Regions from separate parts of the Homo sapiens genome. Here region 2 is linked to region 1. The links are chromatin loops, found by intact Hi-C in ENCODE. Cell type or tissue: endothelial cell of umbilical vein. All regions are shown on one strand. Links, peaks and the distances in the headings refer to the core of each region. The heading gives the core; the rest is flanking DNA.

Region 1 (8,351 bases), core at 161-8,160:
GTAAATAGGCTGAATTATCACCATTGAGTTTTTCTATAATGCATACAAGGCACAAAGAAATTATTTCTCAAAATCTTCCAACTTTTCAAAGAGTAACGTATTTTATTTTATTTTTTATTTTCGAGACTGAGTCTTGCTCTATCGCCCAGGCTGGAGTGCAGTGGCACGAACTTGCCTCACTACAACCTCCACCTCCTGGGTTCAAGCGATTCTCTTGCCTCAGCCTCTGCCTCCCAAGTACCTGGGATTATAGGTGCCCACGACAACGCCAGGATAATTTTTGTATTTTTAGTGGAGACAGGGTTTCTTTCACCAACCGTGTTGGCCAGGCTGGTCTAGAACTCCTGACCTCAAGCAATCTTCACGCCTCGGCCTCCCAAAGTGCTGGGATTACAGGTGTGAGCCACCGTGACTGGCCAAGAGTAATGTATTTTGTTTTAATTTTATTTTTATTATTATTATTTTTTATTATACTTTAAGTTTTAGGGTACATGTGCACAACGTGCAGGTTTGTTACATATGTATACATGTGCCATGTTGGTGTGCTGCACCCATTAACTTGTCATTTACATTAGGTATATCTCCTAATGCTATCCCTCCCCGCTCCACCCACCCCACAACAGGGCCCGGTGTGTGATGTTCCCCTTCCTGTGTCTATGTGTTCTCATTGTTCAGTTCCCACCTAGGAGTGAGAACACGCGGTGTTTGGTTTTTTGTCCTTGCGATAGTTTGCTGAGAATGATGGTTTCCAGCTTCATCCATGTCCCTACAAAGGACATTAACTCAGCATTTTTTATGGCTGCATAGTATTCCATGGTATATATGTGCCACATTTTCTTAATCTGGTCTATCATTGTTGGACATCTGAGTTGGTCTTTGCTATTGTGAATAATGCCACAATAAACATACGTGTGCATGTGTCTTTATAGCAGCATGATTTATCATCCTTTGGGTATATACCCAGTAAAGGGAGAAGGTAGAAAGTGTCTGATCAGTAGATATTAGAACCCAACACAGATACAAGGAGATAGGTAATAGATATGGATTGAGTGAAGTGAAGATAAATTACATGAAGATTAACTTGATGTTGATTCCAAGTCTTCTGTCAGTCTCTTCAATTGTTAGAACTGGTACCACAGTGTAGCAATTATAAGCCTGACCTGGAGCCAGGTGGCTATACTTAAACAATTTTAAGAACTTCAGATTCTCAACCTTATTAGCTTGACAAAATTTTAATAATGATACATTTTTAGTAAGATGATAATATTGCTGTGTTAGCATTAAGGTATCATTTATTTCAAAATAATTTAAATATTCAGAACATTGCTGTGCCTCTCGTGTTTTTATGTGAATAATTTTATTATCTATTTTTGCAAAGAAATGAGAACAAACCTCACTATAGAGAAACCATATTTTAGTAATTGACAAGCAGTCATATTTATATTTATTATATTTATCTATTGAGCTATCTCTATATATGAGGGGACTTTTAAAAGTTCATCAGAAAATTGATTTAAAAGATAAAAATAAAAAATGTAAACTTTCATTCTCAGCATAAGCTCCATCAAATCCAAGACACATTTATAAACAATGATACCAGCCATTTAGTCCAGCCCTAAAGAACCGAGGGTCCTGGGAACTTAACCATGTCAATGCAGTCTCTTTCACATTATTAACTGGAGAATAATGACTACTCTTATTTTTTTATTATTTTTTTTAAGATTAGGAAACAAGTAAAAATGAGAAGGAGCTGAATCAGGATTGTAAGCTAGATGCCTAATGATTTCCCATCATAACTTTCAGAAAATTGTCCTTGTTTGATAAAGGGAATGAGCAGGGGTGTTGTTGTGGTGCAGAAGGACTTTCCCGTGAAGGTTTTCTGGATATTTTTCTGCTAAAGATTTGGTTAACTTTCTCAGAAACACTCTAATAGTAAGCCGATGTTATCTTTCTTTGGTCCTCCAGAAAGTCGAGAAATAAAATGCCTTGAGCATCCCCCCAAAAAGACTGCCACTGAAGCTGCTTCGTTGTCTGGGATAATATCCAAGGTTCGTTGTCTCATGGCTACAAATATCAAGGGCGCAGACACACAAAGAGTGAGCTTAACAGTGGAAGTTTAATAGACAAAAGAAGGAGAATAGCTCTCTGCTACAGAGAGGGGTCCCAGAAAAATGAGTTGCTGATTTCGTGGTGAAATGCAAGAGGTTTTATAGATGAGCTAGTGGAGGGGCGGTATCTGATCTACATAGGGTCCGAAAAACTGGTTAGACCAGTTGCGTCATTTGCATGGGGCACAAATCTCAGCCCCCCCGACCCCCACCCCAATCTTTTATTATGCAGGCAGGTTCTCTGACTGAGCTGCTCCATGTTGCCCATTTCTTTCTTGTCATACATGTGCTAACAAAAAAAGGGAAGATGGAGCTTCCATGGCAGACATACCTGGCCCTCAGGTAGTCCTTCTCTATTGGCGCAGCTGCCAGCATTCCCCCGTGCAAGCTTCAAGCTTGCTTATCGATGTTTGCGGCTCAGTATTTCAGGCTGCTCTTTGTTAGCAAAAAAATAATTTCTTGGACTGCTTTTTGTTAAAAGGGAAACTGCCGATGACTCTTTTGCCCTCACTATCTGCCTAAATAATTTATTTCTACCGCCTGTATCACCATGACCTTTGCTCTTGACCAGTCTGCTTTTGCTTTGGCCGAGACCACTTCCACTTCTACTTCTTGGTAGCCATTGCTTTTATGTGCTTTGTTTTTAGGATTGTAACGGTAATGCCATGTTTCACTTCTTTTTAAAATGCTTCGAAGACATTCTTTAGGCTCTTGGTCCTATTTGTTTAAAATTTCCATGGAAAGCTCTGGTCTTGTGTGCAGCTGATCTGAGTGCCATGGTCTTGGCACCCATTGAGTGGAAAGTTTGCTTAACTTTAATTTTCCAGTCAAAACTGAGTAAGCTCCACTAATTGAGATGTCTGTGGCATTGGATATTACTTGTGCCATTAAATTGTTGGTCCTCTTCAATTAGGGCACAAACAAGATGAATATTTTCCTTGAAAATTGATGTGGTTGGTCTGCCACTGCAGGTTTCATCTTCAATATTATCTTGTCCATTCTTAACATTCATTTGTAAACTGTTCATTTCTTTGGGACATTTTCCCCATGAACTTTTTGTAAAGCATCAATGATTTCACCGTAAATTTGAGGTGTATTTTTGCTTCAATTTTAGCAAGATTCATGTTGCTCTGATACAGGCTGTTTTCAAATGGATGTCTTAATGGTTCCTAGGGCCTCAGACTAGATCCTGTTCAGACATGTTATAACATGTTAGTATGGGTTTATTTTGGTGCAAATGTTTTTTGAAATCTGTGCATAGTTTTTTTCATGATACACATTTTTCACAAACTTTTTGAAGACCCCTTATGTATAGTCAAGTAAACAATTTGGTGTGAACATTTATTAGGCATCTACTGTGTATGCGCATGAGGGATAGACATAATAGGAGGATAAAAATATAGAGGAGACACTGTCATTGAAATATTTGGAGGTTCCCAGAGATGGAAGATATATACACACATTACTATAATGCGTACCACATAGTGGTAAATTCCCTAATAGATATTTTTAATGAATGGAAAAACAGAAGATCTAGCGTAAGACAAGGATTTTGTAGTGTAAGTAGCATTTTGAGCAAAACCTACTGTTAAAGAATGTTTGATAGGTAGAATTGGAAAGAGGTACATTCTAGAGACAGAAGAAAACAAAACACTGTCTTGGGTAAGAGAAGGAAGTTTGTATTTCAGAAAATATGAGGACATACCAAGGAGTATATAGCATATAGTTTTCAATAATATGTGAAAATTATTTTCACATATTAGTACTTATGAGACTATATGTTAAATAATAATTATGCTTTATTTATATATTTATTTTTGTTAATATATATTAATAATATATTGAGTTTAAATATATAACTTTCATACTTCTGGAATGCAGACTTCATTCTCTTACCCAAAACAGTGCATGTTTTGTTCTCTTCCTAGAATATATCTCTTTCCAATTATCCAAGATTATCTTCACATATTGGAACTTATAATATCATATGCTCCCCTTTTGTATGATTGATATTTCTTTGTGTAAATGTGCTATAATACACTTAACCAAACTCTCTGATGTACATTTAACTAGCTTCTAGTTTTTTACTATTATAAGTATGACTACTACACTGTTCCATTGTCAGCTACATTTTCCCTTTTATTTAATTAGGCTAAATCTTAAAAGGGCAGTCTCACCAAGAAAGATTCATACACATTAATCTTGGGTACAGATCCTATATTATCTTTCAAAAAGTTTTGTTAATTTATCCTCCTAACATAGTACATGAGAGTGCCTGTGTTGCCACACCCTGGCCAAACTGGCAATAACAACCATTTTGACATTTGCTAGTGTAATAGATGAAGACATAGGATATATTTATTTAAATTTGTATTTGATTATCAATGAGGTTAAACATCATTTTATTTGGTAATGTTCATTGCTTTCAATGGGAACTCCCTATTTATATATTTTGCCTGTTATTCTATATGGTATTCATCAATTTTCCTTATGGAATTATGAGCTCATAATCTTATTAATCTCTTAGCTATCATTAATGTTGCAAATATGTTTTTCTAGATTTGGGAAAAACAGGTTTTCACTAACCTGTTTTATGTTGTCTTTTTTTTTTATGCAGACATTTGTGATATTAAGTAGTCATTTTTGTCTAGGATTTTCTGTGTGAATTCTAGGGGAAAAGAATGTAGATAAGAATGCAGCATCTTCAACCAGATAGCTTGGGTTAAGATAGCCCCAGCATTTACCAACCATGACTTAATGTCTGTGTGCCTTTCATGTATTAGCTCCTTTCTCCTAGAGGGTTAGAGGACACACATAAATCAACACATGTAAAAGCACCTAGGAGAGTATCTGTTAAGAACTCAGTGAATGTTAGTCTTTCTTGTTATTATCATTTGTGCTAATTTTAAAAGACTTTCTCTAGTCAAAAATTATAGAATTATCCTGTGTTTTTCTCTAATGCAATTTTTGTTTTTTGTTTTTTTCTACTTAAAATTTTAATTTGCCTGTAATGCCAGCTACTCGGGAGGCTGAGGCAGGAGAATCACTTGAACCCAGGAGGCGGAGGTTGCAGTGAGCTGAGATTGCGCCACTGCACTCCAGTCTGGGCAACAAGAGGGAAACTCCATCTCAAGGAAAAAAAAAAAAACAAAACTTAATTTGTCTTAATTTTTTTTCCTAAAGTGGATAACTAATTTTCTCCATGCCATGTTTAAAATATTCATTATTTCTTGATTATTTTGATATTTATCCTGAAAACTGTAAATACCTACATGTATTATTAATGGAATTTTAACAATTAGACTTTTGATGTGATAAAAGAATGCTTTTGCTTTCAGCATATTTTTATGAAATTCATCACTATGCTAAAATCAAATACCTTTTATTACTTTTTCAATGAATACTATTGTATTTTCCATAATATCAATATATCATCCACAACTAATGACAAAGTTATCTCTTTCTTTCAAAAAGTTATTTTGTTATTTAAATTTTTTTTCTTTAGTTGTTTAGGCCTAAAGGACAATGGAAAATGGTTATAATGAGAGTGGCAACTTTTTTACTGATTCCTGACTCTAATGAGAACTGTTTTAAATTATAAGATAAATTTCGATGGAAGATTTTAATTTGTTTAGAAAAAGTTGTTTTAATTTCTACGGTGATACATTGTTTTTTGTTGTTGTTTGTTTGTTTGTTTTGAGATGGCGTCTCGCTCTGTTCCTCAGGCCGGAGGGCAGTGGCGTGATCTAGGCTCACTGCAACCTCTGCCTCCTGGGTTCAAGATATTCTGCTTCCTCAGCCTCCTGAATAGCTGGGATTACAGGCACCCACCACCATGCCACGCTAATTTTTGGATTTTTAGTAGAGACGAGGTTTTGCCATGTTGGCCAGGCTGGTCTCAAACACCTGACCTCAGGTGACCCGCCCGCCTCGGCCTCCCAAAGTGCTGGGATTACAGGCATGAACCACCTCGCCTGGCCTGATGCATTGTTACCGACATAAATTTAGTAAATTTGAAGACATACAATGTAAATAAAAATATTATCTATTATTTCTTAAACCCAAAATAATAAGTAGTTACATTTTGGTGAGTATATTCAGGTATTTATTTCCTATACAAATTGTTTTCATTTAAAAATGCAGAATCAGATTTTTCAATTTTGTAACATGACTGTATAGTAGCAAACATATTTTAATGTCTGGACTAATAGCAATATCCCTGAAATGGAAAAAAAAAAAGACATTTTAAAGAGGAAGGCGGCATAATCAGATACGTTCTCAGAAAAACCCCGAAAGTATGCTTGAATAATAGATTATAGTGAGAAAGAGTTGATAGAAAAACAGTGTTTATATAAAGTAAATCAATTTATATTAGGCTCAGCTATTAATGGCAAAACAGGCAATACATTAACTGTGGCTTAAATAAAAATATATTTCTTTCTCAAGTAAAAAAAGCATAATCTGGAGGTAGTGAGTTCAGAGCTGATCTGGCTTCCTGAATGTTATGACCCCACAGTTCTGTCTAATTGCTCATCCAACCTCAGCACATAAATTCTGCCATAGTCCAATAAGGCTACTCGAGCTTCAGCCACCACGTCATAATGCCAGCTGACAAGAAGCAAGAAGGGATAAAATACATATACCTTTTCTTAAATGTACTCGTCCTAAGAGTTGTACACACTGCCTCCACTTACGTCTTATTGTCCAAAATCATTCACTTATGACTACATTTAGCTAAAGAAAGGCTAATGCATATAGAAAGGAGAGGTTCCGTAATTAAGGAAGAAAGAACAAGTTATGAGCCTTTGCCTCAGTAGGCTTTTCAGTAGTTAAGATGTGGAATAGCAGTATTTGAACGGGAACAATGAAACCAGAAAGAAGAAAATAGATATAAAACTTTGTTAATTTTTTCATTTAATACTGTTTAATATTTAGGTTTTTAAAATATTTGTTTTGGCATGATAAAAAAACATTTTAAAAACTGATTACAATTTATATGAAGGAAAGTGGATCGATCTTCAGTGTAAAGCTTAATTTTTATATATGTATATACATTTAAACATTCAAAGTATTCCCGTTGCCTGCAGAAGATTCCCTCATGCCTCTTACCAGTCAATACCTGTCCCCTCAATAGCCAGAAATTATTAATAGTATTTAATTTCTATCCACATAAACACATTTTATGTGTTCTTGAACTTCACATGAATCCAATCATTACATATACCCTTTTATAACTGGTTTTTCTCACCGAACACACAGTCTCTATGATTTATCCAGAAAACAACACATTCATGAGGGAAAAGTATCTATTAATATTAACTAAAAAGAATAAACTTTAATTGCTCTATATAATCTGGTAAAATTTTGAAATAAACAAGGCTCCAGTATGAATACACATCGCATAATGGTGAAAGTGTAATTCTTCTCCTTCCTCTGTCTTGCCATTCTTTAAGTGGATGTGGTGTGATCAGGTGCATAACCATTTGTGAGATAGAGTTAGAGTAAAATTAAGAGTCTCTTTGACACATAAATCCAAAATACCTACTGACGTGTGCAAGGAAACACTCAGAATCAGCAAAATTGGTATTCTCTAAGTGTATACAATATTTTGGCAAAATGTGATGCTATTAATTTTTTGACTACTTTTCTTGATCAAAAATTGAATGTGTCACTGAAGTAAGTGAAGAGAGAAAGCCTTCTTATGACTGCTGAGTGCCTGTGTATTTGTCTATTTTAAAATTTATTTCAGAAGTACAGTCATGTGTTGCTTAATGGTGAGGACATGTTCTGGGGAATGTGTTGTTATGTGATTTCATTATCCTGTGAACATCATAGAGTGTATTTACACAAATCTAAATGGTATAGCCTCCTACACGTCTGGGCTATATGGTCTAGCCTGTTACTACAAACCAGTGCAGCATGCTACCATACTGAATACTGTAAGCAATTGTAACAAAATGTATGTGTGTATCTGAACATAGAAAAGGTACAGTAGAAAATATGGTATAAAATATTAAAAATGCTACACTTGTGTAGGACACCTTCCATGAATGGAGTTTGCTGGACTGGTGGTTGTTCTGGATAAGAAAATGAGTAAATGATGAGTCAATGTGAAGGCCTGTGACATTGCACTACTGTATACTTTATAAACACTGCACTTAGGCTACACTAAACTTATTTTAAAAATATAATAATTGTGCTGCAACATTGCTACAGCTATGACATCACTAGACACTAAACATT
Region 2 (8,351 bases), core at 226-8,225, 260 kb before region 1:
TTTATTGCCAAATTGTCTAAGATAAAATAAATTAAGGAACTTTGTAATGCATTTTTGTGTTAACACTGTAGCATAAAAATGCAAATATTGTATACTAGCAAATATTGTATCCCTATGTATGTGTATGTGCACATGTGCGTGTGTGTGTGTGTTGTTTTAAATATTGCTCTTAAATGTAGAAGACATTTCTGAGTTCATCTCTAATACTTACAAAATTTGCTAAATGTCACCTTGGCTCTTCTTTGTGTGTCATAGTGAATGATGTGAATTCCATTAAAAGGTTGGACTTTTACTTTCAATATCTTATCATAGATTTTGTATTATAACATGCTACTCTATTATAATAAAGCCCACGAATAGGATATCAGATTTTTAAGTCCAAAGATTAGTGAAACTTTATGGGAAAACACTCCAAATTAAGTAACTATCCATGTGATCTCTGAAGTCCCATTTACTTACCCATAGGAGTGTGAAGTGAGTAGGGAACTTGGTAGTAATATTAGCTATTAACTATAATATCAAATTTCTGAATTAAATAAAATGAAAAAAGACTAAAAACAATACCCATGACATGTTCAATCATATCGTTATTAAGTAATTTAGAATGGGGACTTAATTGAAAATCAGCCTGAAATGGAATAGTTTTCAATAATGTGTGTATCCGGTCTGTGTCAGAGCAATTTTTCCTTATCCTTTTAGACAAGTGAATGAGGACCTAGTTAAATATATACTAAAAGATATACACTAACCTGGCTAACTGAATAAAACATTTGTTAAGGTATCCTACTCCTTTTTCTGTTGCTATAACTGAATGCCTGAGACTGGGTAATTTATAAAGAAAAGAATTGTGTTTTTTTATAATTCTGGAGGCTAGAAAGTTCAAGAATGGGGAGCTGCATCTGGTGAGGGTCTGCTTGGTAGAGACTGTCTGAAGGGTCCTGAGGCAGCAGAGGGTATCACATGGCAAGAAGGCTACAGAATGCCAGGCTGAATTTTTAACAGACTCTTGATACTGCTCCATTGGGGATTAAGTTTCAATCTGTTTTGGAGGGGGCAAACATCCACACCACAGCATAAGGTATGATATTTCTTCCATTGTAGATGCTGCTGAGTAGATCGGTAACATCATTGACTACTGTTATGCCCAGGAAATTTCTTCTCACAAGTGATGTCTAACTTTTATACAAAACGATGTATATTTCGTATGTGTGGTAGGCGAGAAGGGCTCTGTTTTATATGTTATTGTGGGTAAAATGAACTTTGACTTTGATTGTGGGTCTTATTCAGTAGCAGTGAATCAAAGTCAGATAAAATTATTCATATTTATTAGCAGCTTAACTAAATTTGTATACTATTATTATTTCTAAAAATTCTACAGAGGATTTATCTTAGAATGTAAAATGTTATAAATCTGTGACATAGATTGTATTTATTATTCCTTTTACAGATAACCCAGAGCACCATGTATTGTTTTCCAGTAACCATTTATTGAATAAATACGTGACAGAACGAATAAACGAATGACAGATATTTCTCTAGTGGTGGCTGTCTCCTTATCAAACACCCAATTACAGTTAGTACTTGAAAGTGTGTTGTTTACTCTGTTGATAGTTTCTTTTGGTGCTCAGCAGGAGGAGTGCTTATACACTGTTGGTGGGAGTATAAATTTGTTTAACCATTTTGGAAGACAGTGTGTTGATTCCTTAAAGACCTAAAACAGAAATACCATTTAATCCAGCAATCGCATTACTGGGTATATGCCCAGAGGAATATAAATCATTCTGTTATAAAGACACATGCACGTGTATGTTCACTGCAGTATTGTTCACAATAGCAAATACATGGAATCAACCTAAATGCCCATTAATAATAGACTGCATAAAGAAAATGTACATATACACCATGGAATACTATGCAGCTACAAAAAAGAACAAGATTATGTCCTTGGCAGAGACATGGATGAAGCTGGAGACCGTTATCCCTAGCATACTAACACAGGAACAGCAAACCAAGTACTGCATGTTCTCACTTATAAGTGGGAGCAAAATGATGAGAACACATGGACACACAGAGGGGAACAGTACACACTGGGGCCTATTGGTGGGTGAGAGTGGGAGGAGAGAGAGGATCAGAAAAAATAACTAATGTGTACTAAGCTTAATACCTGGATGATGAAATAATCTGTACAACAAACCCCCATGACACAAGTTTACCAATGTAAAAAACCTGCATGTGTGCCCTGGAACTTAAAATAAAAGTTAAAAAAAGGAAAGTTGATTGTGACTGTACTTGTAAGTATGATTATCTTGTAAAAATAACAACCCACTACTCATCTAAATGTTTTAGAGAGACCAACCCACTGGAGATTATAGAATCTAGTTTCTAGAATAATAGAGTTTGGGCACAGGAAAACAATTTAAAATAAATTATAATAATATATTTTATAATCTAGTCTATATTAGTATCAGGTGGGTGCTTTTTGTTTTTTATCCAAGAGAATAATGTGACTATGAATTGGGTTTTAAAACATCCCCGAAAACTTGTTAGAAGGTGATCTTGGATTAGGCTTTATATGTAAATCATCTGAAGATAACAGTAAAGACTGTCAGTCAAAAATGTTGTTTGCCACACCCCTTCTTCTCACCCCAAGTCTAACATTCACAGACTTTTCTTTTAATTTTAAAAGGGTCGTTAAATTAGACACAACTTTACCCTGAATGAGCAAGTTTGGACAGATAACTTGGAACAGTGGAGTGAACCAGAGCTTCTGTTTACAATTATGCAAGCTCACCACTGCAAGCATACTCATGTACTAGGGAACAGATGGGGATAAAATGCAGTGTATATTGTGATGTCCAGGTCATGTGCCCCTCATGGAGTTTGTTTCACTTAAAAGAGTGCCACCCTAGTGCATTTGCATGAAGGTACCTATTGCCCAAGAGTAGCCCTGGGTTGGAGAATGCTTTGAAGGAAGAGAGACCTTATAAACAAGCATGGGGTGACAATAGTACAATGTTTCACTCTTGCTATTTCTCATTTTTTCCCGTTTCTAGTGTAAGCTGATTGAACATTTACCCTAGATAGTGCCTATTGCATATTATTAGTCAAGTAAACATTAGCTGATGAAAGGAATGAAAAAGGAAGTCTCACTCTGAAACCAATGCAAGAGAAAGGCCATAGTCCATTTCTTAATGTGCACATCTTTATCAATGCTTAAGAAATCCACCTTGATATGTGAGTATAGTATCATATTAGGAACATCTAGTCTAATTCCTTCTTGTAAATTCTCCTAACAGGAAAAATATCCCACACACTGCCGCTTTAATTACAGTGAATGGCAAAGGTCTCACAGTGATAAGGCATCACAATCAGGCTGGTTTTTATTAGACACGAGGGGATGGTTGAAGGCATGATAATCTAGAGAAGAAAGATGTTTGCTAATGTTTACATACTTAGCTCCCACTGGCATTTTACCAGCTTGGAGGTTTGCACTGTCCCTCTTAATCTGTGAAAGTGCATCCAGATTCACAGCAAGACCTCAAGGAGAGCCAGATGATGGGGCAGATGGCAGATGACTAATTTGGCAAGCCTTGATGAGTGGAAATTGTTTGTTTTAATTGCTTGTCAAGTCCAGTGCCTACATTAAAGTTAAGGACCTAGCACTTTCACAGGAAATGAAATACTACAAAGTAAATAAGAAGGACTTTGTATGAGGGAGGGATAAAGAGGGCAGGCAGAGAATAGTGACAAAATGTGGTAAAGGGAATATTACATTTCTGACAATTGTATTTCTGTGATCTTATTATTTCATCCAAGTATGTATAGATGACAGAAATGTAATTTCTAAATCTGTAAAGCCTTTCTGTTTTTCCTATTTTCAACATAGAAATGTTATGAAATAAAAATTAAGAAAAAATATTTGAAGACAGGGAAACAATAAAGACAGAATATATATATATGCAGTTATAAGTTAGTTGTTATTTGATATGATACATTAAAAATCATTTGCAATTTTTTAATTTTACCAAGCTCATCTTTGAAATACAAAGTACAAAAATTTACAAAGATAAATGTTTATATTGGGAAGACTATATCAAGGTAGACTACTCAAAAACCATATTACTCATAGAAGACAATCATGTATAATTTTGAGGTACATCAGTTTTTTTAGTTTTCAGTTATGAGGTTATTTTCCCTCACACTATATAGTAGCTGCACTTAAGAATTTTGAGAGCTCTCAAAGACTATTGTAATCAACAAAAGAGGTAAAGTACAGATCAATTCAATTTTAGATAGATCAGCAGATAGGAGTATATATAATATATTGATTTATCTTTCATCTGTCTGTGGTATTGAATACCTATGTCTTCCATAGGTACAAATCTATTAGTAAAGGTCTACAATGCCAAAAGTTCTTTTCATTAGGCTCAAGGATTGTTTAGAAAGTGTTTAGTAGGCCAGGCGCGGTGGCTCACGCCTATAATCCCAGCACTTTGGGAGGCCGAGGCAGGCGGATCACGAGGTCAGGAGATCGAGACCATCCTAGCTGACACGGTGAAACCCCCATCCCTACTAAAAATACAAAAAAAATTAGCCAGGCATGGTGGCGGGCGCCTGTAGTCCCAGCTCCTGGGGAGGCTGAGGCAGGAGAATGGCATGAACCCGGGAGGCAGAGCTTGCAGTGAGCCGAGATTGCACCTCTGCACTCCAGTCTGGGCGACAGAGCCAGACTCCATCTCAAAAAAAAAAAAAAAAAAAAAAAAAGAAAGTGTTTAGTTAATTTCAGCAGTCTACGTTTTATCACTTTGGGAATCAATAAAACAGTGGTAGAAGATAAAGATTCAGATAATACATAATAGGATTTTTTTTAAAAGGATACCAATTTTTACACTGAAAAATATTTTATGTCTAGTTTTATGTAATGAAAATTATGAAACACATTTCCTATTTTGCTAATAGTTTTTTCTTTAATACATTTAATTATGTAGAATATGAAATTTCTGAAATATAAATTCATTTCAATTTTTAAACTCTTTTGGCCCTAATCACATCTGATAAAGATATTTTAAAACATTGATACAAATTTTTTATATTAAAAGATACCAGTACAAATGAATAAGAGCAATAAAATCCAGAATTATACTAATAGAGTAATGTATGATCATTGTATATGATTCATTCAAGAATGTAAGGATGGTTTAATAATTGCAATTTATCAATAATTTACCCTAATAAGATTAAAAAAAAACTTCTCAAAACTGCAAAAGCATATGATAAATTGCAATATTCAAGTCTGAAATAAAAACCCTAGTTTTAAAGTAGAATTCTAGAATATATAACATGATGAAATGTATGCTGAGTTAAGGGAAGCATTTCCATGAGGGTTAGAAAAAAGATAGGAATGACTATTACCCATCAATTGAAAAAAATTATCCTAGAAATGTTGTGCTCATAACAGTTAAGCTGGATTTATGAAGAACACTCAGCATAAAACCTTACTTTGTAGACAGGGAAACCAAGACTCAAAGTGATGAAGTGATTTGCTCAAGTTCATTCAGCTTTTAAAAATGGAGGAACCAGTGTTTGATTCTGGCTCCATTCTAGTTCTCTTTTATTTTTATTTTCTTAATTTTTAAAAAGGTTTTGTAGGGAAAGGGTCCCACTTTGTTACCTAGGCTGGTATCCTGACCTGAAGCAATCCTCTGGCCTCAGTCTCCAAAAATGTTGGGATTTCAGGCGTGAGCCACCACACCTGGCCTTCCTTTATGTATATTCTTTACCTTTTTTTTTTTTCATTCTAGTTCTCAGTGACTCTGAAGTCCATATATTTATTTAACAAATGTTTACTGAACAGCTATGCCTGTTTACTGATGTTTACTGAACATCTGCTATATGCCTGCTTTCCGAGGTGCTGAGCAAAGGCCTCTCTTATGAGGCTTGCATTCTAATGTGGAGACATATCATAAAAAGGTAAACTTGCAGATGTATAATGTAAATTCACATAGCAAAAAAAAAAACAAAAACAAAACAAAACAAAAAAAAAACACCAAAATGAAAAGAAAGCAGAACACAATGTATGGGAACCTGATGTCTATTTTAGATAAGGTGGTCAGAAAAGGCTGTTTTGAAAAGGTGACATTTGAGCAAATACTTAAATACAAGTTCTTATAGGCTATAAGAACTTTGGATTTTATAGTCAGTGCAATTAGAAGCCAAGGGTTGTTCTCAGTAGGGGAGTGACATGAACAATTTACATTTTTGAAAAAAACATTCTGGCCTCTGTGTGGAGAATGAATAAACATAAATGTGTTTCTCAGGGTTCCCCAGAGAAACAGAACCAAAAAATTTTAAGTTACAGGATATCAAAAAGAGCAAACATGAAGAAAGGACTTTACCTTCTCTCCCAAGGAAGGAGTTAGTGCATTTTGGGTTGTAGATACAATAGTTGTATCATGTTAGGTGGAAGTATGACCTGTTATTTTCTTTATTTGGAGATTAAGTACAGATTAAGAAGTTGTGTATGTGTGCCACGTTAACAAGGGATGGGCTTATGATAGTTAATTTTCTATGTCAATTTGTCTGGGCCATGGAATGCACAGATAGCATATATATACAAGTATATATACACACACACATATATGCTATATATAGCGCGCACACACACATAGAGATTTATTTAAAATGTACTATATAGTCTTGGCTCACACAATTATGGAGGCTGAGAAGTCTCACAATCTGCCATCTGCAAGCTAGAGACCCAAAAAAGCTAGTGGTGTAGTTTAAAGGCCTGAGAGTTAGAGTGGCAATGGTATAGATTCCAGTTTGGATATGAAGACTTAAGAACCTAAAGTGCCAAGGGCTGGAGATCTATGTCACAGTTCAAGCAGTCAGGCAGAGAGAAAATTCCATTTTCCTCTGCCTTTTTATTCTATCCGTGCCTGCACTGCAACAGATTGGATAATACTCACCCACACTGGGGAGAGCCATGTGCTCTACTCAGTATACCAATTCAATGGTAGTCTTTTGTGAAAACGCCCTTATGGATACACTCAGAAATAATGTTTAGCCAGCATTCTGGGCATGCTGTGGCCCAATCAAGTGACATATAAAATTAACCATCACAGGCCCATCCCTTGTCAGCATAGCACCCATATGCATCTCCTTAATCTGTACTTAATCTCCAATTAAAGACAATAAAAGGTAAATGATTTCATCTAACATGGTACAACTATTATGCCTATAACCAAAAATGCACTTTGTCCCCAGAAGAAAAAGTGAAGTCTTTTTTGATGTTTGCTTTTCTCCTTGATATCCTATAACTTAAATACTATTGTGTAAAATTAAGAATACTTAAATATTATGACATAAAGTAATACATCTTATGTTTCATGATAAGGAAATAAGAGAGGAAAAGAAACAGACACACCCACACACAAAATGTATTCATAACATAATAAGGAATAAATACTTATGGCAATTACAGTACCCATTTCTGTCAATGGTCACATGATCATAGCTGGTATTTATAACTACCTTTCTCTACTACCCATTTCATACTCCCTTTGCCTTCAGCAAGCACCTCAGTTGGTTATGGTTCTTTACCTGTTGAGGTGACACAAACATTCATTGCAAAATGCACTGGACCGTACTAGTCCTGCTTTGATTGGGTGGTTGTAGTTTTCCATTGAATTTCATCACTGGGCATGGTAATACTAAGAGACGCCCACAGGAATGTCCTGTATTAGAGACATACTCTTCCTTATTACCTCCATTGTGGAGTAGTAATATTGATAGAATCTGCTACTATCCTTAGTGGTCAGGATCAATTATCCCAGCCAGCTTAGCAATTCCTTTCTTTGCCTGTTGATTCAAAGGAATGAGGAGCCCAAAGTGGCTGCACGGCAGTCACTTCCAATTCAATGGAATAACTGTTGTGTCTCCTGGTAGAGCACAATGTTTGGAAACCCGGTACTTATTTAAATAAGGTGGTCAGAGAAGGCTTTTCTGAAAGAATGACATTTGAGAAAAGATGACTACAGATTCTTACAAGCTAAAGAGTTTGGATTTTGCAGTAAGTTTAATGAGATGCCAAAGGGTGTTTTTAGTGACATGAATGATTTATATTTTTAAAAATATTATTCTGTTCTCTGGGTTGCGAATTAATTAATGGGGCAAATAGGAAATCCTGGACATTAGTTAGGAGGCCGCTGTGTAAGTCCAGGGAAGGGATAGCAGTGTTTTGGATTAAATGACTATAGCAGTGGAAGTGACAAGTTTGGACCCATTTGGGGATGTATTTTGAACATAGAGATAACAAAACTTGCCATCTCTGCATAACTATAATAGCATTC

The links. Hi-C counts contacts between places; a loop is a spot of excess contacts. Peaks named below come from ENCODE experiments on the same cell type or tissue, not always from the same donor. Only the 100,000 strongest peaks of a DNase experiment are listed, where the experiment ranks them.
Region 2: it touches region 1 in a loop (1.9-fold over the local background); 4 of 110 quality-filtered maps call a loop at or near these places.

The regions. Positions count from the first base shown.
Region 1 is chr2:211,875,563-211,883,913 of GRCh38, reverse strand. The region is part of intron 3 of ERBB4 (erb-b2 receptor tyrosine kinase 4); the gene reads left to right. Among named protein-coding and RNA genes, the nearest start is that of MIR548F2, 550 kb to the left of the region's middle. In endothelial cell of umbilical vein, for the core only: a CTCF peak has its summit at 4,398; DNase peaks (open chromatin) are centred at 4,403 and 6,643.
Region 2 is chr2:212,131,090-212,139,440 of GRCh38, reverse strand. The region is part of intron 1 of ERBB4 (erb-b2 receptor tyrosine kinase 4); the gene reads left to right. Among named protein-coding and RNA genes, the nearest start is that of MIR548F2, 290 kb to the left of the region's middle. In endothelial cell of umbilical vein, for the core only: no CTCF peak of the experiment used is centred there; a DNase peak (open chromatin) is centred at 3,540.